7 separate regions of the Mus musculus genome follow, and all the other regions are linked to region 6. Evidence: chromatin loops called from intact Hi-C (ENCODE). Cell type or tissue: left cerebral cortex. All regions are shown on one strand. Region 1 overlaps Plxna2 (plexin A2). Region 2 overlaps Plxna2 (plexin A2). Region 3 holds the start of Gm16897 (predicted gene, 16897). Region 4 overlaps Cd34 (CD34 antigen). Region 5 overlaps Plxna2 (plexin A2). Region 6 overlaps Plxna2 (plexin A2). Region 7 overlaps Gm51784 (a long non-coding RNA gene).

The links. Peaks named below come from ENCODE experiments on the same cell type or tissue, not always from the same donor. Only the 100,000 strongest peaks of a DNase experiment are listed, where the experiment ranks them.
Region 1: it touches region 6 in a loop (3.0-fold over the local background); 24 of 42 quality-filtered maps call a loop at or near these places.
Region 2: it touches region 6 in a loop (3-fold over the local background); 7 of 42 quality-filtered maps call a loop at or near these places.
Region 3: it touches region 6 in a loop (2.8-fold over the local background); 11 of 42 quality-filtered maps call a loop at or near these places.
Region 4: it touches region 6 in a loop (4-fold over the local background); 17 of 42 quality-filtered maps call a loop at or near these places.
Region 5: a loop joins it to region 6, with 2.5 times the contacts of the local background. A loop is called at or near these places in 4 of 42 quality-filtered maps.
Region 7: it touches region 6 in a loop (2.9-fold over the local background); 2 of 42 quality-filtered maps call a loop at or near these places.

The regions. Positions count from the first base shown.
Region 1 is chr1:194,721,007-194,725,006 of GRCm38, forward strand. All of the region lies in intron 4 of Plxna2 (plexin A2), which reads left to right. Among named protein-coding and RNA genes, the nearest start is that of Gm46202, 3.3 kb to the left of the region's middle. In left cerebral cortex, a CTCF peak has its summit at 1,538 (motif pointing left); a DNase peak (open chromatin) is centred at 1,535.
Region 2 is chr1:194,702,130-194,706,129 of GRCm38, forward strand. All of the region lies in intron 3 of Plxna2 (plexin A2), which reads left to right. All of the region lies in intron 1 of Gm46202 (a long non-coding RNA gene), which reads right to left. Among named protein-coding and RNA genes, the nearest start is that of Gm46202, 16 kb to the right of the region's middle. In left cerebral cortex, a CTCF peak has its summit at 1,537 (motif pointing left); DNase peaks (open chromatin) are centred at 1,397 and 2,457; H3K27ac peaks cover 1,310 bases.
Region 3 is chr1:194,974,303-194,978,302 of GRCm38, forward strand. Gm16897 (predicted gene, 16897) reads right to left here and starts at 2,657. Exons shown (of 5, transcript NR_033564.1): 1 at 1,802-2,657; 2 at 552-716. In left cerebral cortex, CTCF peaks have their summits at 2,022 and 2,227; DNase peaks (open chromatin) are centred at 2,021, 2,330, 2,722, 2,914 and 2 more places; H3K4me3 peaks cover 2,464 bases; H3K27ac peaks cover 2,529 bases.
Region 4 is chr1:194,960,494-194,964,493 of GRCm38, forward strand. It overlaps Cd34 (CD34 antigen), which reads left to right. Exons shown (of 8, transcript NM_133654.3): 8 at 1-799. The region is part of intron 2 of Gm16897 (predicted gene, 16897); the gene reads right to left. Among named protein-coding and RNA genes, the nearest start is that of Gm16897, 14 kb to the right of the region's middle. In left cerebral cortex, a CTCF peak has its summit at 1,896 (motif pointing left); a DNase peak (open chromatin) is centred at 1,885.
Region 5 is chr1:194,684,297-194,688,296 of GRCm38, forward strand. The region is part of intron 3 of Plxna2 (plexin A2); the gene reads left to right. Gm46202 (a long non-coding RNA gene) reads right to left here. Exons shown (of 4, transcript XR_001779695.2): 2 at 2,712-2,846; 3 at 2,493-2,606; 4 at 703-1,226. Among named protein-coding and RNA genes, the nearest start is that of Gm46202, 33 kb to the right of the region's middle. In left cerebral cortex, no CTCF peak of the experiment used is centred here; DNase peaks (open chromatin) are centred at 1,841 and 3,635; H3K27ac peaks cover 1,678 bases.
Region 6 is chr1:194,622,561-194,626,560 of GRCm38, forward strand. The region is part of intron 1 of Plxna2 (plexin A2); the gene reads left to right. Among named protein-coding and RNA genes, the nearest start is that of Plxna2, 4.7 kb to the left of the region's middle. In left cerebral cortex, CTCF peaks have their summits at 2,051 (motif pointing right) and 2,254; DNase peaks (open chromatin) are centred at 359, 2,029 and 2,610; H3K4me3 peaks cover 2,719 bases; H3K27ac peaks cover 1,586 bases.
Region 7 is chr1:194,328,398-194,332,397 of GRCm38, forward strand. The region is part of intron 1 of Gm51784 (a long non-coding RNA gene); the gene reads right to left. Among named protein-coding and RNA genes, the nearest start is that of Gm51784, 11 kb to the right of the region's middle. In left cerebral cortex, no CTCF peak of the experiment used is centred here; a DNase peak (open chromatin) is centred at 2,302.

The DNA.
Region 1 (4,000 bases), 98 kb after region 6:
CAAATGGGCAGGGGTCTGGGGAGTCCACTCTGAGCTTTGGCAGGGGCTTTGATTTCTCTTTCTAGTAACTGCTGGTGGCTGACACCCTAACTGCCCATAGTGATGCTCCAAGAATAGGATGATAGGAAATTACTGGAACTTAATTCCAGATGCCCAAACAGAGACTCACTTGCCCTGACTATAATCTCTGTCATCAGGAGACACAGGGCTAATGCTGGTTAACGTGGCTCAGCCCAGCATTCTTTTCCCAACTTGACTGCGGCTTCCCTCAGCACAGCCAAAAGGAAGCAGTGGTTGTGTGTACAAAGTTTTAATTTAAAAAATTTAAAACAACCTAGGCCCCAGAGAGTCACTGAAGATGTTCCCAAGAGTCAAATTAAACTCGGAGAGATTTGCATATCATTTGCATATATAGCCTCTTTCATTCAGCAGACCATTAAGTGTCTACCATGTATAATGCATAGCTTTGTCCACTGGTAAGTCATTTGCATATGCAGATTTGGACAAGGCTGTCTTTCTAAGGAATGGTCCAGCAAATATCTTATAAATAGGTCTGCCCTGGAGATAGTCTCCTTATGATTTCTTCCTGCTCTTTTCACTACAACAGCACTATTAAGTGTGGGTTTTGGGTAGAGATAAAAAAAATAGGAGTCCTGCTCTAGGGAGGGCTGTCAAATTTTGCTGGTAAGAAGTAGAATTAGGTTATTCCTCTGTCCATATTCAGAGTGCTCAGTGAGTGGGGCAACTTGAACCCTCCAGGAAGTGTTCTCACACGGATCCCTTCAGGTTTAAAGTCTCCAGAAAAGGTTTCCTCTTTGCCTTGATACAGGGATCCAGAGCTAGTCAGCCTTAGAGATTATCTAAGAAGGGCAGCCTTTTGTTTCACAGAAAAGGGGGCCTAGATCTCCAAAGGGACTTTGAAAACAAAGAGTAAACCTTTAAAGAGGCTGGCAGTCACCTACTATGAGCAGTTACCATCAAGTCCAGCTCCAGGACTAACTGAAGTGAGGCTTTGGGCAAGCTGCTTCACCTTTCTGCTTCAGTAACACCGTGTGTAAATGTGTTTACTTGTGGTCTCTGCTTCAGTGTTTAGTGAATTAATTCAATGAATTAATGCCTTAAAAGCACTCAGAGAAGTATCTGGCATTGCATGCCTGCTTAATACATGTTAGCATTGTAATTATGGTTTTATGGTCATGTCCCATGCCTATCACCAGGCCAAGTCTTACAGAGCAAGATTCAATTTATAACCACACCTATAGTATAATCTCTACTGGTTGCCTGGCCTCTCAGCTTTGCCTTATTTAAGATGTGTTGAAATCTAATATTTATGCCAGTGTTTTTCTTCTTTTAGTTAACAAACGTGACCTCAGCTAATGAGTACTATTTTCCCAGCCTTTTCTATAGATAAGAAAACTGAAATTAAGTCTGGCTTGCTAATTTGCCCATAGCAGTAAAGCTGGTAAACAGCAGGATTGGGCCTCTGCACCAGGCCTCCTCAGTCAAAGCTCTATTTCTAGCTCTGAAAACAGTGCCCCCTGCTGTGCCTGCTCCCATCCTGCAATTTCTCTATCAAGGGCTCCAGGCTCCAGAAAACACAAGCTCTCCTAACCTGGCTCTTCCAAGGAAGTGGTAGTCTGTTTAAAAACCCAATTAAAGGATGCCAACACTGTTTCAGTGTCGAAAGAAAGTGAAGAAAGAAAGAAAGAAAGAAAGAAAGAAAGAAAGAAAGAAAGAAAGAAAGAAAGAAAGAAAGGAAGGAAGGAAGGAAGAAAGAAAGAAAGAAAGAAAGAAAGAAAGAAAGAAAGAAAGAAAGAAAGAAAGGGAGAGAGAAAAAAACAAAGAGGTTTGTGTCACTGGCTTGTGTACTATATACAGGGTCCTGCCAAGAATGCTCTCTCCTCCTTAATGGAAACTGAAAGACAATTAACTACCCATTTTAGACCTATAAGGGATGTAAGGCTCCCTCGAGGTTTAATGACCTAAACTGGGTGTTTGTAGAGCTCTTGGGGGTAGAAATATGAGTGAGGTGCAAGTCTGGGCAATGGCAAAGCCTTTGCCTTCCTATCCTTTCCACTACCACCAATGCCATTCAGAGACCCCACAGTAATCTCACGACCCCCTGTGCATGCATTCTTCCACCCTGTCCTCAACAAAGGAAACCCTTGCAAGGAGAGCAGGTACAGAAAACAAAAAGTGTTGATGCTAAGCCTCAGTCAGCCTCTCCAGTACCATCCAAGAGTGAATGCCAGGATTCCCTCAACTGCTGGTCCCAGCTAGAGAGCTCTAAGGCTCAGAAAGGACTTACCAAGACGATGGCAAGGCAGAGATGGAATGACACTCCAGAATTCAGCCTTCTCCTACTCAGCCCTTTCTGACACTGACACTAGTGCTCTCAGTATTCAGTTTTGATAACTGAATGTATTTGATTTAGACCATAATATTTAGTGCCACTTTGGATTTCCAATTAGGCTTCAGTCAGGCACTGACAGTCTGATTTGTTTTGTTTTGATCAACACAAAAGAGAGCAACATCAGAGGAATTGTGAAAAAAAAAAAACACAACCCTTATTTCTATCTACCAATCACTGGGACAGTGATGCAATGATGAGAAGATACAGTTCAAAGGTGTTGAGAGAAGCACACTCATCATGAGCCAAGGAAAGAGGGAGAAGAGAAAGAGAACTCTTGGGAAGAGGTAGTGTCTGAAGTCCTGGGCCTCCTCCAGAGTAGGTGTGCAAGCTGTACATAAGAGGATTGTATAGAGACTAGAGATGGGAACAGAACAGTCTTCTACAAGCTTCTCATTCACAATGACATAGGCTCATAAATACCCCCTAGAACTTTGATCCAGGCTCTATGAATGATGCCCTTCGGAGGTGAGAGGCTGACCTCTTGTGAATTCTTCAAGTAAAGCCTCACCCCTCATCCAGAAGTGGCCAGCTATGCAGGTTCACATAAAGATGTAAGGTTGTCTTCATTGCCTGTGAGTCTAGCACACTGCTTTCACACTCATGCCCAGCAATGATTCTCTCTAGGGCTGTCTACATGAGAATGTTTAGGGTCAAATTCAGGTCTATAAAGGGATTCAGGGGAAGGTAGGTAGATTACAGAAAATGATGCATCTGTCTTATGAGTCATCTGGGAGGCTGAGTCAAGGCTAATTGCAACCTTAGTTTCCCCTTTGTGAAATGAATTCTTTCAAAGGGCACTGGGAACACTGTGCTTGGAAGCTGACCTGGGTGTGAGTATGTCTGTACTGGTGGGTACTTGTGTGAAGGAAGTAACTATCCCTACATGGCCAAGGAGCAGTGTCAGTCCTGAAGAGGTGTTCTATTTCTATGCCATTGCAGGAGAGTAGTGGGGGTTGACACTTCTCTTTCAAGGCTTGGCTTTCACTGTTTGCGACCCAAACTTTACTGCAGTTTTCTAGCAGGCTCTATGCTCTTTCTCTGGGCCCAGTTTAGGAACCTGGTATCTCTACTTGACATTTCATGGTTCAATTCCCTGAGCACTTGCCACTATGAATAAGTTAGCCTTCCTTTCCCATACCTGTTATTCCCACTCCCCATTCCTCTCTGCAAACAGGTTGGGATTTGAAATTGCCACCAGATGGAAGAGCACCAGCTGCCATCAGCTGTTGGCAGCTTAGGAAACAGATCATGTTCAGCTTCCATCCTGCAGGCAATGTTTAAAGATAAGAAGCCTAGGGTGGGTAGACTCAGTGGAAGGAAGACTGAAAGGGAGTCATGGGCAAAGATGAGGTCAGTGTCTCAGCCACTCAGTTACCAAGAGGCTCATCCAGTAGCCACCTAGGGCTCAAATGCTTGCAGCACTAGGCTTGTCTTCATACAGTCACATACACACAAGAGGAACATGTAAGCATAGCTGACAGTCAAGTGTGTACAGGGCTGGAAACACATCAAGATCCTCCCAGCTTTGAATCAGAGGAGGCTTCCTGGATGGGGGGGGGTGTTCTACTTGACCTATAAAAGGGGAGA
Region 2 (4,000 bases), 80 kb after region 6:
TTATAATATTAACCCCTCATCAAGTGCCAAGGCTATGAAATCCATGCAATAACCAATATTCAGGGAGGCACTCCCATGAAGTAACAAACAATAAAAGCATCTGAGACCATAAAGGAAAGAGAGCTTACTGGTTAAGATCTTGTAGTCCAAGTTTGTGGCTTTCCAGAGTTCTAAGTTGACCAAGGATGGAATGAAATTTAAAAGTACCCCGTTGAGCATGGCATGCTGCTAAAACAAAAGTTGAATAAAATGAAGACTTTGGATCCAGCTTCTACCTTTGGGAATTTATAATTTATGTTGGCACTTAGATCAAGACTCAGATGAAAACAGATGAGTGTTAAAATGAAGGACAATGAAATGTTAACATCACACAAAATGCAAAGCTGGGCATCTTTCAGGGAGACCAATACACTGCTTCAAGTTCAGGCCTTGCTTGGACTGGCTGCTTGTGTGATTTGTGCCTATTTGCCTCACCTGCCTGAGTCCCAGGTTTTAATCTGTGACATGGGTTTGATGGTAAAGTGAGGATTAGTGTAAGGTGCTTGGTGCTCATAGCTGCTTTAGCATTAACAGAGAAGCCATAAGAAAACCAGGGAAGAACAAAGCTCTCTGGGAAACTGCAGACCGACCCACTGCCTTTTTTGAGTTACCTCCTTCCTTGTGGTTAAAACTTGTCTAGGACATTTCTGGAAGTGCTTTATCAGAGATGGTTTTTCAGGAGCCAAAATTTACCTCCTCCCTGACATCGAGTCAGGTTTATGTTACAACTTGATAGGTATCTGTGAGTTCCTTTTTGTTCCATCTATTTCCCTTTCTCTTAGAAAAGGCCCAGGCCCTAGGTGGTGCTGAATAGTGACTGGGTTTCTTCTGCCTGGATAACTTCACAGGCTACCCAGCCCTCAGCTTCAGCCCTTTCCCTACTTAGCCCTAGGAAGGTTCAAGGATCAGACAAAACGAACAATGCTCATTCCCACCTCTCTTGGAGGAATCTCTGTCTGAAGTGGTTGTAGTTCAGGGCCCTAAAGCTTCCAAATGGTAGCTGAAGGAGCTGAGATGAAAATCCACATGGCCCCCACTTTTCCCAGATACTCTCACCCAGCATGCCATGAGCCAGTGTAACCAGGTATAGGGTTATAGCAGAGCCAAGAATCAGCATACATAGGCTGATCTATTGAACACACCTCTGCCTCCCTCCCATGCTTCCTTGCAGCTTCTCTAGTACTCCCCAGATCACTGCCAAACTGTCAAAAGCACCAAGAAGCAAAGTGCTGTTCAGTTAATGATCACAGCCCCAGGAGAGGTACAGAGCTCTTTTAAGAGAAGCAAGTGTAGGGGGAGTGGGGGCGTGGGAGGGGCAGAGGGGGATGCTTTAGTGCTTGGCACAAAAGCCTGCTCTTTCTAAGTCACAGATTAAAAGTGGGTAGGTCCGCTCCAGCTGCTTTCCTTGTGGGTTAAGGACTAAAGCCACCCCCTCACTTTACTCCTTTTTAGGAAGTTAAAAAAAAAAAATGGTCAGAGGCAGAATGTTGCTGTCCTCTAGTGGATCCAGTAGCTTCAATGTTCTGGTCCCCAGCATAGACCCTGTGGAGACCCTAGCAAACTATTCCTTCTCATCCAGAGAGAAGCCACCTCCCCAGATAGGCTGGTAGCTCCAAGAGCAAATGCCCTAGCTGGTTGCACTTAGCCCTCCCTTTTCTCCTGGCTCCCAGCCTGCTCCCGTGGAAAGGAGAGAGTAGAATGACCCACTGCCACCTGAAAATTACCTCCCTGCTTGGTCTTCCTCAACTTGGTCCCATCCACACCTATAGGTGGCGGGAACAGCCCTATTCTCCATCCCTTCCCAACTTCTCTGGCTTCTCTATGTTCTTTATCTTATTCTTCATCTGGTCTGAAGCACTGCCATGCAGGTGGCATGGCCCTTGCCAACTTTGTCCCTGAGAAAATTAGGAATTACCACCCCTAGCTGAGGCTGAATACTCTGGTGTGATCCCTACCCTGGATAGTTAAGTCATCATCTATGAAGGGACAGTAGCATATGGGAAAGGAGGTGACATATGGGAATTGGGGGATCTTGAAAGAAACCCATAGCCCTGAGAAGTGACTGCTGGGGGAAGTCTTGTGTACTGTAGATTCTTGCCTTTGTGAACTTGACACAGCTTTGGGAAAATCTTAGGGTCCCTTTGCTCCATGTCGTTCTTGGGTCACTTTCTGTTGAACTTACACAACCTTTAGCAACAGCCAGCTCCTGGGAATGGTGCCATTCTGGCTAAGGTCAGGTAGTATGCAGCATCTGGGACAATTGAAGCCTTTTCTTCAGCATCAAGAGGACTGGGGCAGTGTGAGGGGAAGAGCCTTCTTTCTGCTTTACTAACCAGTATCTCATGGGACATCTGCTAATGTTCAGGTAAAAGCAGTGAAGAATTTCTTCCTCATGAGCCCAAGGCCAACCTCAGTTCTCTCCCATCTCCTGTAAGAACCTGGCACCTGCTGTATTACATTCTGCCACCAGCAGAGCCTGCCTTGCTGGCACTATGCCCAACAGCTGTGGAGCATCAGTATGTGTTGAGAAGAAGGTGTCCAGCAGTGAGGTGACTAGAAGAGAACTCAACAGTGAAGCCAGGGAGCAAGTTAGCATCTGTCCATCACAGAGACAGGTGCAGTGGATGAGACAGTTCTTGCTCACCACCCTTTCCCAAACCACACCTTGATCAGTGGGAAAAGCCTGGAGTTGAATTAATTAGGGGTCTGTTGTCATAGGTGGCTCTTGTTAAAAGCCATGGGGAGTAAATCCTCTTACTAAGCTGAACTCTCTATCTTCTGTGCCCTCAGGCTCTACCAGGATGTCAGATAGATCAGGATACATGGGTACCCCTGAGATGGAAGCTGGGGATATAGGAAGATAAGTGCTTTCTTCCTCCTTCTATCATCCTTGTTCAACCCCAGCTCTGACCTATCTTCCTGACTTCAACACTTACTTTCTACCAGCCTTGAGACCCTGCAGCTCTTTCTATAGCAATATTTGGACTATAATAATACTTCCTCCTGAGATCTTCTGCCAGTCCACTGGGACCAGTGGTCATCTCTATGAATGTTTCTATTTCCAGGGTCCAAAGATTCATGGCAGGAAGAACGAGGTGGGACAAGAAGTCTTCTTCCCTTCTCTGTTTTGTTTTTAGAGATGGGCAGAGACCTAGAATAATGAAAGCACAACACTTCAGACCCCAACTTTCTGCCCAAGGCTCTGTGACTTTGGGGGACATCACCTCACCCCTTCATGCCTTGCCTTTCTCATTTATAATGTGAGGATAATGGAGGAGCTGACCACAGAAGGCTATAAGTAGAAGGCTGTAAGCACTGAAAAGATGGGCATAAGACGTTTCACCTGATAAGAACAATGGGCACTGAATGCAAACTGTGCTAACTTGGATCCACCTGGCTAGTCTAAGCAGATGGACCCAGACCTTTAGCTATCAAGTAGTACCAGAGCTGGCAGGGTATACAGCAGTACCAAGCCTAGAAAGGCATATACAGTCTAGTCTCTTCTCTGGGTCCTTAATTTAAGGAGACAACTACCTATATTCACACATGTAACTTTACTAGGAGACAGTCCAGCAACTGTGAGGCTAAACGGTCAGTAGAAGAGGTGGTGGCTTTTGGGTTAGATCAGCAAGGAGGATTAGGATCCTGACAATACAACAAATTGTAAAATAAAGGTACAAAGACAGAAAAAGTTGGGGATATAATTGGTAAGGGGTTGAAGGCCATGTTAGCTGGACTCCAGTGACAAACTAGGGAGACTTTTCTATCAGCTGGGACAACTAAGGATGGGGTTGTGTGTGTGTGTGTGTGTGTGTGTGTGTGTAGGGAGGTAGAGTGAGTTATGTGTATGTGTGGTATGTGATATGTGTGTTGTGGTGGGGGAGATGTGAGTGTGTGTGGGGTATATAGTGTGTGTGCAAGGAGGTGTGAGCACGTGTGGAGATGTGTGTGTGTGTTGAGT
Region 3 (4,000 bases), 350 kb after region 6:
AAGTGTAGGTGGGCTGGAGACAAATATGGAAATTCAGAAAAGAAATAATGGTCCTGATGAGGAGAATAGAGAGGAAGAGGACCTCTGAGATTTGATTTTAAAAGAAGAGTATAGATATGATGTACTGTAGAGTTGCTTCCTTACTGAAACATGTTCTCCTGGAGGCAATCTTCTTAAGATTCAGGAAGCAAACTAAATTTACAAGGGTTCAAAGTCTCAAGAAGCTCCTGAAATTTACAAGCTACAGGTCCCTCCCTAAGGTTATATAAGCAGTAATAACAATAGCTGGGGAGAGAAGATGTCTGTAAATAGGGCAGGAAGTTCCACAGTTGCAGATTTGATGAGTTGTCACTCATGGTGAGAGTGGGCTTTTCAGGTGATGCAGCTACCTTCAGTCATCCATGTTCCTAGAAGGCACCCCAATACATTCACTGGTTCACTGAGCTAAACTTGAGTAGAACTGTTTTGTTGGCTGTCATAGGTTGGTTTGTATATATCTCCCAGGGAAAATCATAGAACATGATGATCAACTTGTAGGAAGTGAAAAATACCTGATGGCATTGTGGTTTCTTCTATCAAGTGCAATGATGGGTAGGGGATGGCGCTCCTTATTGGACTCATGGACACTAGTGGTAGAACATTTGATGCTTTACAGATGCATTCTGCATGAACTCGTATCCTAGCTCCCTCTAACAAACAATGAATCGAGGCTGCTTCTGTCCAGAAGAGAAGGAAATGAGATTAACTTCACCACCTTGAGGACTTTGTTTTCCAGCCACGGGAGAATATATATTGGTGTTGGAGCAACCAGAGTATAGTTTCCTCTGGGTATCTCCCTGGGCTTTTTATTCCCCTGAACTCCTTCACTTGGAATATTTAAAACTGTGGAAAAATAAAGTAACCATGTAAATTACCTTAGTTGCAGAAGGAAAACACTGATTTTTGTTTGTTTGTTTGGTTGGTTTGGTTTTTTGAGACAGGGTTTCTCTGTATAGCCCTGGCTGTCCTGGAACTCACTCTGTAGACCAGGCTGGCCTCGAACTCGGAAATCCACCAGCCTCTGCCTCCCGAGTGCTGGGATTAAAGGCGTTCGACACCCGGCTCCAAAACACTGATCTTAAAAGACTTTACAATCAACTGCAGAAATAGCAACAGGTGCATGTATATCTAACAGTGGTTAAATAGCAGAATGAATGCGATGCTGGAAAATCATAAAGGAGCAAGAGGCTCATGTGTTAGCCTTTAAAGAGGGGGTGGAGACCCTTTATCTTCCTCTAGTCCTTTCCATCTTATTTTTCAAGACAGAATCTTTCACTAAATCTTGAGTTCAGGTTTCTGCTAAACTGGCCAGCAACCAGCCCGCTCCACTCCCCATCATTGGGATTACAAAAAGGTTTGGTTGGTTGGTTGGTTGGTTGGTTGGTTGGTTGGTTTTGTTTTTAGTCAGAAACATAGGCCCGGAGACTGTTGAAGATGTCCCAAAAGGACAGCAAGGTGGCAGATTCAGAAACTGCCAACTGGTTTGCCTGACATGGACACCTACAGAGGTCTGAAGTTGGTGGTTATGGTAATCTGAGAAGTTTCAAAATGCCCCGAATACAAATCTCTGCTTCTGTGTGGGTGTGCATTTTTCTGGAAAGAGAGAGGGTTGACAGCTCTTCTCCAATTATCTAAAGGGTCTAAGTCAGAGAACTCTCAAGAAAACATCTCCTGAGCAAGAACTTACAGGTTGACAGAAGCATAATCTGGGAATCTCACCACACAGGCCCTTGGTTCCCTGAGCTCGACCCACATCTCTTACCCTTTACTTTATAAGAGGCGTGGCGAGAGAGAAACTTTGGAAGAACAGGGCAGAGGAACCAGGACCAGTGAGGATCTGGACAGCTCTGAAGAAGCACTCAGGCTAAGGCGGGCCTGTTTGCGGTGAAACTGAAGTTGGCTAGGTCCTCTGCCGCAGTTCAGACAGAAGGGCGGCGGCGACCGCGTTCCCAGAAGTCTCAACGCCGAACTTGGCCGCAGGGTGGCGCGGCGCGGACGCGGAGCGTGGGAAGAGCGGGCGGAGCTCTCGAAGCGGAGTCCGCAGTGTTGCGCCTCCGCGGGTCGCCGCGCATTGGGGCCGCGATTGCTGTGCAGCGTCGGAAGCCGGCGGCCTCAGGTAGGAGCTGCGGCACGGGATAAGCCCGGTCGGCCGCGCATGACCTCTCCTTGCCGGATCCGGCCGCGCCTACCCCTCCACTGCTGCCTCACAGGCGGGCGGGCGCGGATCGCGGCCTGGGCGGCGCAGGCCTGAGGGGCCGCAGACCGGGGCGCAAGAACCTGAACGGTGCCCCGTGACTCGGCTTCCCAGTAGGCGGCGAGCGTGGTACTGCAACAGGGGTGCGGCGACTTGGAGAAGCTTCGTGGAAGGGAAGCAGAGACAGGTGGTTGAGGGGCAAGGACCGGCGCAGTGCATTCGAGACGTAGAAGCTTGCTCCTTCTAGCTCTTCAGAGGATCGGAGGTGCGTGAGGAAAGGCGTAGCTTGGGACACGCAGGTGCAGCCAGAGGGGATGCCACCGGGCAGGTTCTCTGCGGTCCCACACCCTCCCATTAATAACGTGGGTGTGGTAGTGGTGATGGGAGACTTGAATGGAGCTCTGAACTGGCCATCAGGGCCCCTGACCCGCCTGCGTAGCCACTAGCCACAAACGCCTGCGCCGCCAAGTTGGGGGAGGAGCAAGCCCTCGGGGTAGCTGCTCTGGCAACCTAGGCAGCAGCAGAGATGGAGCAGCATAGGTCGGAGTTGTTGACAGCTCTACGTGCTACAGTTAAAGTTCCTAGGTGGTGGGTTAGCTTTCCTTTAGGAAAAATGGGGCTATGGGGAAACAGGGTGAATTTACTCTGGACCCTTTCCTAGTTAGCATTTGCCAAATATGGTCCACTTCCCCCGCCCTGCTCCCCTCCCCCTTTTAGCGTAATTTGTTTTTTAGAGACAGCAAATGGCAGAGCAGAGGACAGCTGTCACAGCCAAACCTGTTGCTGCTGCATCATTTGTTGTGTCAGGATAGAGGGGTCTCTAGACCTTACCCCTCCCTTTCCCAGACTCCTGGATGCCCTCCTGCCAGGTCGTATAGAGTCTGCTGTTAGCCAGGTGGTGTTGGTGTTGTGGCCTCCATCTGCCACCCAAAAGGGGAAGAAGAATGCAAGAGCCAGGGAAGTCTTTCTGTCTTCTGGGGTGGAAGGAGCAGGTATAGACAGGGCTGAGGCAGTAAGAGCCTGGGTTTCTTTGGCACTGGTGGCAAGAGGATTGTATGCCAGCCCCTTGGGCTGGTTTCCACTCCTGGCCTGTCAGTGGCATTGGATAACTGCATTGGTGCTAATGGTGCCACCATGTTATGCAACACTTATATAATCTCCCATGGTGATAGCTCTGTCTCTGTTCTGAGGTCACACTGATAGGGTGCCCATCTCCATGTAGGAGAAAGGATCTGTGGAAGTTTTTGGATAGAGCTATTCTCCCAGCTCATCCCCAGACAGGCTCCTTCTGATCCTGGAACAGGAGGGTTTGACCAAGCAGGTTCTCAGTGTACCCCAGGAGTCTAGTAGTAAGAAAGGTGCTGACTGGGCAGTCTTCTCCATTTCATCCTGCCTAGTGAGTTGTTTGGTTAAGTGGATGCCATTCTCCCCGGCATGGCAGGTGGATATGGTGGAATGACTCCAAGATGTGGAACATATCCATACATTGTGCTTGATAATAAGGATTAGTTCTGACCTTGAGGTTTTGAGCAGCAGACTAGAACAGTGATGCTGGCATTACAAGGCATTTGAAGCAGGCCTAGGGGACAAGAGGTAGCCAGGGAAGGGTGTACAGGGAAGTGGATCAGACAGCAAAGATAAACATGGTGTTCTTTTACTGTACTCTCCACTGGGCTGTCCCTGGTTACCAGGGCAACAGAAGCAGTGGTGAAAATCATGCTTTCCTTTCAGTGGAAAAATCTGGCTCCTCCTCCTCCTGCTCTTTCA
Region 4 (4,000 bases), 340 kb after region 6:
CTTCTTCCCCTACTTTATGGAAACCAAGGTATTCACTGACATGTGCTCCCTTGCAAGGGTACAGCCAGAAAAGTGCTATTTTAAAATACATCCTTAAAAAATGCATCCCTTATAACTTCAAGACACTGTGGATTTAGTCACCAACTTCTATCTTGTTCACCTGTTCCTGAATGTCTGTCTACAGAGGCCAGGACAACTTTCTGTCTGGAGTCTGCTCAATGTTTTAGAGCAACAGCTCAATCTGATCCCTTGGGCCCACACAGAAATCTCATTGGTTCAACCTAGACAGGACAGTGGAATTAGACTTTGAACTGAGCCTCTGTTTTTTGTTTTATTTTATTGCTGGGGTTTGAACCCAGAGCTTCACACAGCTTCTTTAGGCTTCCAAGTAGCTTGAGCTACCAGGCCCAGCTGAGCTAAACCTCCTGACCTGAGCTCTTCAAAGGAATACTCTTGCTCTGAGGCCCTTGGCCTTCTCTAAATTACGTGACTTCCCCCTTCCTCTGACTCCTGGGGGAGCTGTGGCCTCAGTCCCCTGGCAGATTCCTTTCAGTCTGTGCCTTTCCTAGTCCAAACCCCTTCACTATTTTATAACCCTTTGTGATCAGAGGTTCAGAATATCTACAAAGACTATAAGCTTCCTCTCCTGGGGTTAAGGGGAGAACAGGGGTCCTGATTTTAATGATGGCTAGGAACAAAACTTTCCAGAGATGAGAGGATTGGGTGTATTCTCTTCTGAATAAACGTGATGAGTGAAAATGATGTAATTAAATTGATGATGAAATATTTGATGTGGCCCTATAATGCTGACTGTGCTAACTGACCGACTGGTTTCCATATCAGGCTTGGGAAGATTGTATGGCAGTATGGGGGAAGTCAACCAAGGAGAAGACTGCCATAGGAGAGGGACACAGGTACCAGCCAGGGCACCCAGAACTTGTAACTTTATGAAAAGTTCCTTTCCATGTTGAGAGGCAGAGAGGTTGAAAGCTTTCCATAGTAGGGAGAAGGGCAGGCTGAAATGTTCTTTCAAAGGGGTGAGGCATGTTAGGTATTCAGAAACATCTTTCTGAGAAGATAGGCATATAAGCAGCTGCATGCAAAATATACAAATGAGGGGGTAAAGGATTCATATTATCTGAGCATCCTCTAACCCAGCTCATAGCACAACCAGGCAGGACTATGTGAGCTCTATTCTGTATCTGGCTACCAATCCCAGATTACAGCAGCCACATATAAGCACTTGCTCACACCAGATTCTAGGTGATCTGCCCTCATGCCACAAGAAGTGGAAAGGGGCGATGCTGGACTTTCAGAGGCCTCTAGAAACACCCCTAAGTGCATAGGGAGTCAGAGGTTAAACAAAAATGTATTCCTTAAGTCTTATCTTGTCAAAATCAGACACATCTTCAACCTATTTATTTCTAGTTTTTGTCTAACTTTGCTAATGGAAACTTCTCCCTAGGATTAGGGAAACTAAGGGACAAGGCTCGACCTTGCCCAAAATGTGGTGACTGTTTGGGGGATCAGAGAAAGGCAAGATGGTGACTGAACATAAAAGTCTAGTTAGCTTCCATTTGGTAACATGTTTTACAATGAATGACCAGTTAAGGGTCTGGCCCTGGTTAGTGGTGTCTGGAAGTAATAGGTTCAGGGAATAGAGTCTTTGGAAACATTAGAGGGAGGAGAAACAGCACCTGGGCCTCAGGATCATTTTACTCTGAGCTTTTGAGGGTAAAGGCTTAGGGGAAAGGTACGTGTATGTTCTGGGGATAGATGAGTAGTGTCCATGATAGCTTAGAAGCTTACTCTAAAGGCCTCATTTGCTTCCTTAAAACATCCTTTCCCATCCGGCCTAAAAATCATGATGCAGCAATGGCACCACCTGCTGGCCCTGCTGGGCTCCCACTGTTCAGCCTCAGTACTGGTATCTTGTGTTTGCTGGGTTTCTTTCTTGTGTCAGCCTACCCTTAACAATCTAGTCCTGTTTACCACATTATTAACACACACACGCACATGCTCACACGCATAGCAGGGTAACAATGGAAAGGACTTTAACGATACATTTAGTTCCACTCCTTGTGTACAGCAAACCCACACCAAAGATTTAGGAAGGATGCCCTGAGCATGAGGCTTCTTCTCATCTTTGCTTCCCGTGCTTCTGCAGAGGCTTCTGGGTTCTTTTAATTGGGTATCTTGATGCCAGTGGCATGTTTCAGAGTGAGTTTAGAACTACATTTTTGCATCATTTCACCACTGTATACTGTGCAGGACTCAAAAGCCTAGCAGGTCCTGAGCCTAGAACAAAAATCCTGGGAAGATCTGAGGCTCTACATTCATTATGACTGTGCAAATGGACTCTTGCCAGATTTACATATAAACAGATATATGACAGTGTCCTTCAAGTCTGGACAAGTATACTACCCTCTTTTTATCTCTTCTAAACAAATCAAACTTATGTCCCTTTGCCAAGGCATAAGTTCAGGGATAGGCTAACAACATTTTTGCAATAGGATGTTACTCATTTCCTTATAAACCTACTCATAGCCCAAGGGTTTTCTATTGCAATTTAGCCATTCAACAAGTCTTTATCAAGGGCATTGTGTGGCTGCTGCTCTAAAGGCAGGATAAAGCAGGCTTTCAAAGAGCTCTAGAAGAGGAGAAAGACAGCAAAATATTTTAGCTTAGTAAAAATACACAAACATCTTCAGGTAATATTCAGAACTATGATAAGCTTCCTCTTCAATATGTTCCAAGACCCCTTGGTAGAGATGGAAACCTTAGTACTGAGGCCTGCAGACAATCACTGTGATATTTTAAGAGTTGACCTGATAACCATGATGGCTACCAAGGAACAGAACACTATTTGAGGGATTTTATTTACAAGATTGGCATGTAGGCATGTCTATATGGTTTTTCTGAATTGTTGATCATTGTAGGCAGTTCTGTGAAGTATAAGAAAGATAGCAGGATATGAACCTGAGAACAGGGGAGTGGGGAACATTCTCCCACAATCTCTACTCCAGTTTTTGCCTCCAGGTTCCTGTCTTGAGTCCTTGCCCTAATTAGCCTTGATAAGTCAGGTAACCTCTTTTCTCTCCAAGTTGAGTTTGGTCAGTGTTTGATCGTATCAACAGAGACAAAACTAGGACAGCAATGAACATTTCTTTTCATAGCTCGTTGTAGAACTTTTTGTAGGAGCTTCCATAATTTGGCTAGCCATTTTAGACACCACTGGCAAACAAATTGATGAAATTGATTTACATATGACGTTAGTATTCAATAAGCAAAAGACTGTCTGCTTTGTCTTCCCTGAGCATGGCTTACCAAAGATGAACACCACACAATGTAATTCAGGGATAGCAGCACCAGCAGATGAAGTAATCAGGGCAGTCATTCAGCAGAGATGGACTATGGCATTGTAAGGGTCTCAGACACAAAACTATAGACCAACAGTTATTCTAAACTTTAACTCATTGGAATGTCATTGGCCTTGGTGAATCAATTCACTGTCCTCTGAGCTCACACAGAAGGATTTCCTAAGTTACACTTAGTCCATGAATAGAACTGCTTGGACCTGCTTGAGCTGCTTTGTGGTCAACCTATGAGTCTTTGGAGTCAGACAAGCTACAGTTGGATAATCTGATATTAGCTATGTGACCTTGTATTACATTTCAAATCCTCTTCACTCTGTTTCCCCATTTGTGAAAAAAAGGGGAAAATAATATATAAAAAGTTGTTATGCCACAAATGACAGCCCCATGTTTTCAATAGGGTGGGACAGAATCTCAGAAGTAATTAGCTCATTGGTCAAAGAAACCTCTTTAGTAACATTTGTTTAAAGAAAGCAGAAGAGAGACTGGAGAGATGGTTCAGTGGCTAAGAAAGCTCATTGTTCTTGTAGAGAATGGAGGCTCTGCTCCTAATATCCACAACAGATGGCTTACAATGACTTGTAACTCCAGTTCTAGGGGATCTGCTGTCTGCTGCTTTCTGGACT
Region 5 (4,000 bases), 62 kb after region 6:
TGAATAAGAAATCAATCTGGTTCCACCCTGTAACCCCACCTAAGCCTCTAGGTGTCTTTCAATTGTCAGACTTCAGCCTCTGGTTGTCAGGCTTGGTTACACACTCTGAGGAAGATTATCTTTCTTTTTATTTTTACTTATTTATTTTTTTATTTTTTATTATTTTTTTATTTTTTTTTAAAGATTTATTTATTTATTATATGTAAGTACACTGTAGCTGTCTTCAGACACACCAGAAGAGGGCGTCAGATCTCGTTACGGATGGTTGTGAGCCACCATGTGGTTGCTGGGATTTGAACTCCGGACCTATGGAAGAGCAGTCGGGTACTCTTACCCACTGAGCCATCTCACCAGCCCCGAAGATTATCTTTCTTAACCCTCCATCAAAACTGACCTCTGCACCCCAGGGCCTTATCTCTCATTGAGTCTATGAATTGCAGTAGTACCCAATTAGCCTTCTCAGGCTTCTGGCCCATTTACCAGGAGAATGTGGGTTACTGTTGAAAACATTGTTGCTTCAGGCCTCTACCTCAGGCCTTAAAGCCAAGGGCAAAACCAAAGAAACAAGAGACTTCACCTCTTTGTTGTTAAGGGGCTTTCTTTGCCCTGATAGGATCTTTCCAAGGTCACATTATTGAGTCTTCCTTCAAGTCAATAGCTTCTGTCCCTTCCTAGGTGTTGTAGACCCATAAGACCTACCAGAACTGGAATGATGCAGTAGAGGGGAGGGGGGTAACTCCTCAGAAAGGAGCGTCAACCTTCTATGCTTGAGACCTTATCATTGTGAGATGATCAGCTGGAATTAGTGGGCCAGTATGAACAATAAGAGCATAATGTGTCCTCTCCATCGCCTCATCTCTATCTTCCCCTTAGCCTTCTCCCCAGAAGGTATCACTTTAGATTCTATATCCTCTTCAGGGAGGAGTCTCCAGGTAGCACTTCCCAGCTTCTGCTGAGTCAGCCATCCTTTCTCTGAGGTGAGATGGTGGATAGCCATGGTGATCTGTTTCTAAGGCATTCAGGAACTTCTACAAAGTCGTTAGTGTTCAAAGTACTAACCACAGCTGGCTCCCGGCTCTTCCAGCTTTCCCAAAACAGTAGTAACAGGCCAAACCAGGCCAGAGAATTTCCAGTACTGGGCAGGTTTCAGATTAGCAGGAGCCAAATCCAATTTCCCTTACATCTCAAAGACACTGAGGAAGAACACGGGACACCAGCTTGATTGCCTGAAAAAAAGAGGAAGCTGAAAGGCTATTAAGGTGTATGGTAACCTCCTAGGAATAGGCCTGGGAGAACCTCAAAGCAAGCAAAGGAGTAGGGAGATGGCTCAGTAGTCAATAAAATGTACGCCTTACAAGCATGAGGCCATGCGTTTCATCCCCAACACCCAAGGAGAAGAGGTCAAGTATAGTGGTTCATGATAGTAATACCAGCACTGGAAGACTGGCAGAACTTACTGTCTGCCCAGTCAGCTTAATGCCTATCAACTTCTGGAATCTTGGCGTCTTCCTAACAAGGGCATGGAAATTCCTCTCACTTGCCACTGATGGCTTAGATATGCAGACTTTGTCACCTGTCTCTTCTACCCTTCCTTCCCAGTTTCCATTCTGTGCTCTGCCTTAGACCGTCTCCTCCTTATCTCCACATCTGGCTGATGAACATGCAGGGAGCTGGACCGTGCCTCCCTCCCTCTAATAGCCCCTGCTCCCTCCTATCTTCACCAACTGATGATCCTTATGACTCTACCTTCTGTGTTTCTCCTCCTCCCCCTCCTCCCCCTGGTATCTCTGCAAGAATAGAACAGTACTCCAGTGAGTTGTTCCCCACCATCCCCCAAGCAAATAGTTGCCAGGACTTTCCAAGTCTCCACCTCCTTCTTTCCCACATTTCAAGCTTCTTGCTAAAAGTAGCTGGTACAAGGTGGTAGGTACAGCCCTTGCAGTAATAGGCAAACTATGGACACATTTGAAAAAAAAAAACCCAATTATATTGTAACTGCAAGACTAACAATCTGAGAACTCTTCCCCAAGAGACATTTGGCCCGACACATGTATTCTGCTAACTTCTCTTTTGTTTTCAAAGGGCTGAACCTTTGGGTCTCTACTTCTTTCAATGATGTATGTATTTCAGTGTTATGTATGTACATGTATCTATAACTTCTCACAGTACACATACACATGGTATCTAAATGTATGCACAAAAATGTCTGCATTAACACACATGGCTACACATGAATGCACAGTATCTGTGTATGTTTACATATAGTATCTGCACATGGGCACACTGAGTCACAATGTGCACACACAATGTTTTCACACAGGCAATGTCTATATGTATGCAATATCTACATATATGTATACAGTGTATACATGCATGCACACTGTGTTTTCATATATGTACACGTCTCCAGTGTTTGCACATGCAAAATAGTCCCTGCATAACAGCATCTGCATGGATGCACACAATCTCACAGTGTCTCCATGCATACTCACATGTGTGCTGTGGAATGCTTGTGCTCAGGCAACATTTTCCAGGAATGAGAGTTGAGCAGGCTGCAGTAACAGATGTTGCCTGAGTCCTAACTGGCTGCCCTCTTGCAGGTCAAGCTGGTAATGAGGGGATTAGCGTTAGTTCCCCTCATCTCATTCCCAATATGGCTAGTTAATGCTGGTTCAGCTGGTAACATTTTTATTGGCAAGCCCTCCACTTACCCTTGAGATGGGCTCAGCACACACACTTAACTCCAGCCCTTGATCTGGCTGAATCGTGGGAGGCACTGAGTTGTCCTTACATCTTCTGCAGATGAGACAGCTATGCACCAAAGATCAGTCTGTTCCTTTGTCCCACTGCAGAGAGAGACTAGGCTGAACCACAGGAGAGTTTCACTGTGCCACATATCTGCTATTTGATACTGAGAACTTCACTGGGATTCTCTGAGACTTCCTTGTATTAGCTCTTGATGAATATAACATGGGGCTTACAGAGCTTGTTTCAAGATAATTAAGACAATTAAGATAATACATTCACACATGGTAAGCATTCAGCAAATCCTAGATAAAGTCTAAAATGTAACCATGGTTCACAGTATAAGAAACTAGAATTATGGGATTTTTCAAGAGACTTTCAGAAGCCTTACCAATCCCATATCCCTGGTGTCATGGAAAAATGGCTGAAATGCTAGAGGACACATCTAATACTTCCTGCACCTGCTCATATCCTGAGTACTTTAGATATATCTGCTTAGAAGTTTTTATATGAAATAATTGGATGCACAAGCACCAGTAACCTGAATCCATCTTGGAGAGCTTGGCTCTGAATTTTGCTCTTAGCCATTTCTAGCACTACTTCTTGCATGAACCATAAGGCAGCTATACCCAGAGAGAGCAAGGCTGGCTCAAAGTCCTCTATTGTTACACATCTTCACCAGATGTGATGGTTTGAATGAAGATGGCCCCCATAGGTTCATAGGAAATAGCACTATTGGAAGTGTGGCCTTGTTGGAGGAAATATGTCACAGCCCCACATCTGTGAATGAGAATAAACAGCAAGCTTCCTGTTGGCCAGAGGCATGCTGTAATCAGCTCCTCTGACATCGAGGATTTGTTAAGAAGATTTTAGCAAACTGGGAACAGTCAGCAACCAATGAACTCAGAAGCCAGACTTCACATGATGAGGTAAGTGTCAGGACATGTGCTTAGCTCAGCTGTCTTGTGCTGAGTTCAGGCCTTTGTGAGCCCTAGATGCCAGTCACAGCTGAGCAGTGCTGGGGCCATGTTTGGTAATCAGTGCAGGGGAAAAAGAAGAGGAGATAACAGCAATTATTGGAAGGGCATTGGAGTTCTTTCTTTGAAGGCAGTGTCAAAACAGAGAGGTAAAAATAGAGAAAGGAGCAGAACACACTGTTTCACAAAGCCCATCACAGGTATCCCTGGCTATTCACAATAAGTTTCCACCTACCTTTTTAAGTGCTCACCCCCCAGCCACACAGATTAACTGAGTT
Region 6 (4,000 bases):
ACTGCCCTCCAACATCCTTGACCAGGAGAAGTTGTATATGTGGTAGATGGTTAAGTTCAGCATCTGTTTTGCAGGAGTTATGTGCTCTAAATAAGGTTGGGAAGCCTCAAAAAACAGCCTCTACTAGGCCCCCTCTCCTGCTTACAAATACTCCTGATTATTCAGCTAATCTTTATTTCATGGGCAAGGAGACACAGGAGCAGGAGGGGAAGCCAGTGACATGCTTAAATACACAGGACAGCAGCTGGCAGGAGCTTTAAGCTTGCCAGCACAAGCAATCCCGAAATATTTCTGGTACTGGAGTCATCACTGTTTGTGGAGCCTTATGGTTTCTATTCCACCTTGCTTTCTATGACTGCCTCTGGAAGATACAGGATTTGGTGTCGGGGAGGCAATTCCTGTTTCCAGTCCCCCCTCCCCAGCTGTCTTCCTGCATTGCCATACAGCTGTCTCTGCACAGAGAGACTAGGGTACAATATACTTCTGTCCATTATGGCAAATGGAGAGGCAACCAGAGCCAACCCCCCTCCTAACCCCATGCAGATCATAAAGAGACAGGAGCATTGTGTTACAGTCTGTTAGCTGGAATAATCCAAGACTGCCTACAGGAAAGCAAGAGAAGCGGGTTTTGAGGTGCTGGGTGAAGTTTTTACAGCTAATATGTACAGCACCCCAACACTACCTTTCTCCCATTGTTACCCCTCCCCCCAGGGCTGTCTGTTATCAATTCATTCTATGTGAGTGTTCTGTTTCTTCCCATCACATATGCTCAGTTCAAACAATGATGAATGGAACCGATTCCCTTATGGGAAACAGTTTTTTCACTTAGTTACAAAGATTTCATGCCTGATTAGAGCAAATGAGGGGTGGGTGTGCCATCCCCTGCTTTTTTTTTTTTTTTTTTTTTTGGTCATTTCTAAAGGTGACCCCCCCCCCCCCCGTGGAGACAAAAAGAAAGGCAGTTCGCTGGGGTCAAACAGCTGGTCCCATTGCGCCTATTGGAAATGGCTGGTCTGAAGAAGCCACCCCTTTCCTCTGCTCAGCCCCCAGACTTCTTTGGGCCCTACTTCCTAGTATATGGGGATATGGAACCTCTGTACAACTCATTGCTCAATATTAGATTGGAGGGCAGGAATAGAAGTGAGAATCATTTTTGTTGGGGATAAGGTCCCTATGGAGTTCTAGTATGAGATGAGAGAAGGAAGGGAGGGTGGCAAGAAAGGCTTACAACTGAGCTCCTCCAGAAAGTTCCCTGCTTCAGCAGCTGGTTAATCATTATCCTGACTTGGTCTGGCTTAGTCTCTCATCTGGGTAGCAGGTTATCTCTGGGAAACCCTGAGAACCAGCAGGTGTTCTCCGGCAGTCTTCTCTTCTCCGAACAGAGTGGTTGGTGTTGGCCTTCTCTGCTGTCTTCCTATAGTCCGTGGCATAGTACCTGACCCATTCACTCTCCCCTCTTCTTCTTTAAGCATCCCTCCTTACCTGTCCATTTGTCCAGGCTTTACCAATTGTTTACATGTCAGGGTGCAGCCAGCGACTGAGGAGAAGACAAGGGCTGGTTGAGTTGAGAGGTCTGGCTTCACATGGAACGCCAAGCAATTTGGGTACAAATAGTGACCAGTTTGTTTGAAAATGAGTTAGCGGGGGATAGAGAAGGGAGTTTGAACAAAGCCTCTTGTTCTTCCTACCGAAAGACTGGTTCACTAAAGACTCTGAACAGCTCTGGCCTGTGGTCCTGTTCTAGATATCTGAGGTTAGATCACTTGATAGGAGGTCCTCCCAAAGTACTTGGCTCATCAGAGCTGCCTTGCTGAACTCTACAGAAACGCAGGTAGAAATGGAGCATGTAGCTCAAGATACAGGCATGAAGGCGCACTTGCCATAATAGAAGTCAGGATGTAGACAAGGTCTCAGATAAACAGAGAGACAGGCAGGAGACACAGGGAAGATAAAGATACTGACAGTGTACTGAGATGGGAGAGCCAGTGACTGAGCCCCAGGCACAGGCTCCTTCAGTGAGCTCAGAGCCTGAGGCTCTGGGATGCAGGAAGCCAAAGTAGCAGGTTTTCTCCACTAGAGGGGACTCTTCAAAACCACAGGTTCTGAAATACTGGCTTTTGTGCTTTTTCTTTTCTTATTTGGGGGGAACCGGGGGAGGGGGGGCTATACTGGAAACCCCCAGCCATTACTGCTCAGAGACCACAACTGGAATGGCAGAGGGCAGAGCTGGAACTTTTCAGCCCTGTTTGGCACAGAGGAATGAGATTAGGGGAGAGAAGGGCCCAAGAAGTAAGGATCAGCTTCATTATAAAATGTTCACCAGGCTTACAGGGGAGGCTAGCATCATAGGGAATGTATAGGTTCCTGTGCATGCATGTGTGTGTGTGTGTGTGTGTGTGTGTGTGTGTGTGTATAGATATAACTCTGAGAGGCCAGCCCCACAGGACTTGTCTGGGTTTAGGGGGCTGAGAGAGGCTTAACCCATACAGTTCATGTCTGGGTGGCTAGGGGAAGGGATGTTATATTCAAGTCAGCAGGCAGTTCAGTCCTGGATGTCTCATCAAGTGACTCTTGCCTTTTTTTTTAAACCAGCAAGTAAAATTTTGGCCCATCCCCAAGTCCCTGTCACAGGCCTGCTCGTCTTCTTACTCCCTAATGTGGATTTCCAGCCAGTCTCAGCAGTGGCAACACTGCTCCGAGGGAGACTTTTTTTAAAAAGACCTTTCAGGAACTAAACGCATGTCAACGTTGTATCACTGACTTAATCTTTGTCTTCATATTCTCCCTGGGAGCCTGTCTCTGAATTCTAATTCCCCCTTTCATTTCAAAGGAGGACAATATTGAGGGAGAACAGGCATAGAGTGCAGAGGCTTCTCTCATCCACAGAGATAATAACTGTCCAATGGTAGATGGAAAAATATTGAAGTTTGGGGATGGGCAGGGAATCAGAGATCAGTGTCCCTCCAGATCTGATACCATCCCCTGATATTTAATCTCAGCTTCCCTCTGGCTTAAACTTACTGAGGGTCAAGAGTGGAGTGGAGGGAGGACATAGGGAAAGAAAGAAGCAAAACAAGATAAATGTGTCCGGTTATGAAAGTTTAATCCTGCTTTTCCTTGCCTGAAATTACTTTCAGGATGAGAGAAAGAACAGTAAGTTCAACTTGTCTTTCAGAAGCAGGGTGGGGAGGGGCCCTGGGGCACAGACTGAATATGTGGTAAGGTAAATGACTCTTTTCCCTCTATGACCCCCAACATGCATGTGTGTGCAGACTTGCACACAACACACATACCACACACACACACACACACACACACCCCTCAGAGGCTTCCAGAGCCTTCTGGAGGCCCCATTTCTGCCCTGCTCCACCTTCTGCGAAGACTCAGACTCACAGACTTTCTTTTTTATGTTTAAACAGCCTACCTTGTAGCTTTGGTTTCTCCTTTGGGTGTTAAGAGAACATTACTTGAGTATTTGAGCTACTGTTTCTGCCCCTTATGGCAAGCCACACAGACACTGAAAGCAGGAATCAGAACACATTCAGATTTAAATAGGTGCAGATTGATCTTGTGCTTGTGTGCTGCCAAAAATGTGGTAACTCAAAGCCCAAGGATAGAAGGGCAAAAGCTTCCGCCTTCAAGGAACCACAACCGCAATGTCTGGTGCTGAGGGAGAGAACTGCACAACCACACCCCCCCAGGCACCAGGCAAAGAAGGCAGGGTGGGGTTAGCCATGACTAGCCTCCTTCCCTTCCTGAAGAAGGTTGTTGCTCAGAGCTTGTACCCTGTGTCACTCAGTACATGGCAGATTTCTGGGAAGAACTGGCTGGTACCTGAGAGATCCAGGGTACTGTTAGTAGGAGCTATTTAATTCTACCTCCCTACCCTCTGCCCTTCCCCCATGGGTGAGGCAGCACTAGAGTTGTTTCCTACAACACCATTTCTCACAGCAAAGTATGGAGAGGTTTTCCTGCTGCATTCTTCCCCAATATCCCAGAA
Region 7 (4,000 bases), 290 kb before region 6:
GACCCACAAACTCTCCTCTTGTTTTCATCATGCACCTCTCATGTATAGCCTCAGAGCTTCTCTTGACTCCTAGATTGTTGTTTGTATATATATATATATACTTGGTCATAGTCTTTTTTGACCAACTGATAACAGAAGGTAATTAATAAATGCTTTTAATTTATATTCCTAATGTTCTTTGAGATCTTGGTGGGGATGTTACACATCCTTATGCTTCTTAATTTCTTCCCCCATTGGGCATGTCTCTGCCTAACTTCATGTATTCACCTTGTATTCTTCTGTCTGATCACTTTTCTCAATGATTTCATGCTATGTTTCTTAGGCAAATTATAAAGTAGATATAGGCTATGATGTTGTGATTATTCCATTTATATATAAGAAAAATAGGTTAAATGGGCTGGCTGTACATGGTCATAATAAAGTGGAAAAAAAATGGACCTAAACTCAGATGTTTCCATCATGATGGTAACAACTCTACTATGCTTCCCAATGCTCAGAATTGAATAGGTGAGAGCATCTAATGTGTGGATGACCCTTCTTCTACACTCCAAATGAAACTTCATCAGATTTGCAGGAAGAAGCAAGGCACTGTGTACATGCCATCCCATCTGATTTGTGATTCAGGGGAGCATCTTCCTGTTAAAGAAAAAGCCATTGATCACCAATGACTGAAGAAGCTTGAAGTAGGCTACTGCTTCCTCAGTAATAATACATACCATCCCCAAGTCTACAGATGAACTTAAGAGCCCACCCTTCAGGAGGTTAGTAAAGAGTTCCACTTGCTAGGAATGTAGGCTTGTGGGGTAACTCCTGCCAGATAGCTCTTTAGAAATATAGTTGGGTTGGTAATATCCCCTAACTCAGTGCCACCAGGGCAGGAGCTGGACAGAATTCTCTTCATCTGTTATCTTCCCAGCCATGGATAAATATGACTGTCCATTAATAGTTGTTAGACAGTTCAGTCAGTGCAGTTATGAAATCAAGAATGAGGGCTCAAAACAAGTTTGTGTCATTTGAAAATAAAGCTTCCGTTGAATGCCTGAGTGAAGACTCCTTAAAGAGGTGACGAAAAGCCACTTTAATGTTGAAGATATTCCAGGAAGAGTATAACATAGAATGAGACAGGTGGAATGACAAACAAGGCACTGTGTGTATACCATCCCACCATGATACTATGAGTGAAAAGGATAAACTGAGTTGTGACTCAACCCAAGTGAGGCTACAAGGAAAGAACTTCCAAGACCAGAAAAGCATTGAAGCAGACCCCTAAATGCAGAGTGAGGGAGAATTAAGACTGGTTTTGATTGAATAATGACATGACAATAATAGAAAGAAGGCAGCAGGAGCTTGAGGAAGAGACATCATCACTGTAGATAACCATTATCTTATCTAAAAAGCACACCCACAAAGACTAATTAAAATGTGGTTCAGATGAGATCAAATCTGAAACATCTTTCCATCACTGTGACAAAAATATCTGAGATAGTCAATGTATAAGAATGAAAGATACTTTAGCTTATAGTGTGAGTCCAGGATCACTTGGCTTTGTCACTTTGGAATTATGGTGAGGCAAAGTATCATGACAGAGAGTTCCTGATGGACCAAATCAGATAGCCTTGTAGCAGATAGGATGCAGGGAAAGAGAAAAGAGGGAAGGGGTTGGGTGTTATATTGCCTTCCTAATATCTTCCTTGTGGCTCCTATTAGAACATTTTGTTGCTATTAGGAACCCTGAGAAATCCACTTTAAGAGCTAATTGTTTATTTTAGCTCATGGCTCCAGAGTTTTGAGTCCTTAGTCATGTTTATTCTGGACTGATGATGACACAGGTAGTCATGGTAGGAGAAGCACATAGAAAAGGCAACACTTTATATGAAGAGAGAAGAGGAGAGTTCTAGAATAAGATACAACTCCCAGTGACACACCCAGTGCCATACATCTATCTAGGCCCCACTTAGTTCCCAGAACATTTTTTAAAGGTACATCTACAGGTTTCACCAATCAGGAAGGGTATATGGAAGGGAGAGAATGGGGAAATGATGTAATTATATTATGCTCTTAAAAGGTAGTGTGTCATGTATGCATATGTGTGTGTGTGTGTGTGTCTATATATTGCCATTGGCTAGGAACCATGCCTTCATGCCTTTAGTAACAAGCCCCACAGAGGAACAATACATGTTCAAACTGTAAGTCTTCCCATTACTGCCACAGGATGATGAGAATCTCAATACAGCCTAACAGTGAAATTAGCAGGTGGAACTAGCTCAGCACTGCAGCCCACTCATGAACACCCACTTCTCTTAGATTATTGGTTGTGAGCCTATCCTTTAACAGTTGAGTCAATGCTCCAGCCCAAACACCCACTTCTCTCTTGCTCTTTGCTTTTCCTCATAGCCCGGAGGTCTATGAGGGCTTTAACTTCACACTGTCATTGTATAGAGGAGATTCACATACAACCTATCTAGCTGTTGGAAGTTAGGGACTGAATCGTAAGCTTCTTATCCCTCTGTGCCAAATGATATTCTAGTTAGTATAGGTATAGTATCTACTGGGTTTTTACTTTTATAGAAACAAATCCCAGAATGTAAAACAGATTATCACTTTGCTTGAGTTCAATGCCATTCAAAGCAGAAATGCCAGATTCAAAGCACCTACTTTCCAGTACCTTCATCTGCAGTCTTCTAACCACAGATGGTTGTCAGGCTTCCCTGTACCCTCAGCCCTCAGTTTCTGCTCATAATCAGCATTGGCTCTCCATCTTCCCACTCCAATTGCTAGCCTTAGGCAGTTGAGACATAGGAGCCTTGCAATTAAATTCTCCCCTCCAGCCAAACTGACCCCAAATCATAGTTATGAAATTTCTCAGGTTTATTGATTGCCTTGTTTTTATTTCTCTGTTTGCTGTAGTCACACAGGACCCTCTCATGCAGGTTGCTTTGCTGGGTTCCGGACAGCATTTACCTTGGGGCATAGAAGCCTCACTGGCCAAAAAGTAACTTAGCCTTTTGTCCTCCCAGATCTACAGGTCACTTTGACCACAGTAGCAGGTCTATTGCTGCCCGTGGGTGGGTCAAACCCCTGCTAACAAGAGAAACAGCCAAGACAGAACCTCATTCCACTCCCACCACACTGCCATAGTTATCATTGTGCTGACCTCAGCCTTTTTTGCAGGACTTTTTCACCTGAAAGACTAGCTCCTACTAGCTTCCCTCTCCTTGGTACAGCTCAGTGTGAACCTGTTCCATGTTGTCTGCAGGTTGGATCCTTGGGTCCTTACGTGTAATTCTACAGTGGACAAAGCAGTTCTTTCTTTCAAGCAGTATTCAGGTTAGTGGGAAACAGGATAAACAGATAGCAAAGCAGGGGTAGAGTATTAGAAAGGAGATCATGAAATATAAGGGATAGGGAAGGTCTTAGGTGCTGTCAAGGAAGGGAAAGCCTCTCAGACACGGGGTAGACTTGTCTAGGTATGATAATCTAGGAGCCCAGCACTCAGGCCAAGCCCAAAGCATTTTTAGAAGCCCATGAAAATTTATTTTCACTCAGAAGAATAGATGAGTATCATACAACTAAATACCCAACAATGAATTTAGTCTGTGTTTCAGGAGTCTTTATACCAACACAGTTATAAAAATCTATACTTTGGTTTTTTCATTTATTTGTTTGTTTGTTTTTGTTTGGAACAAAAAAAAAAAAACCTCCATAAAAGCAATATGGCTGAGGCCAGTGAAGTTACAGTAGTCCTAGATAGGGGAGACAGCTTTGGGTAGATCTTTGTGCTAGTAGAAGAAGCAGAGACCCTCCTGTGCATATATGCTTGCTGAAGCATATATATTCTAAACTCAGGGGTGCAAGGGAAAAGTTAGGTGTCTGGAAGCAGTGAAGTGTTGGGTGAGGAAGTGGGTAGGCTGTGATGGAGTTGTGTCTGCTTTGTTGAGAACATGAAATTCATCCCATAAGGGCATCTCCAGACCTTACCCTTATAGGCAAAGATTTCCCT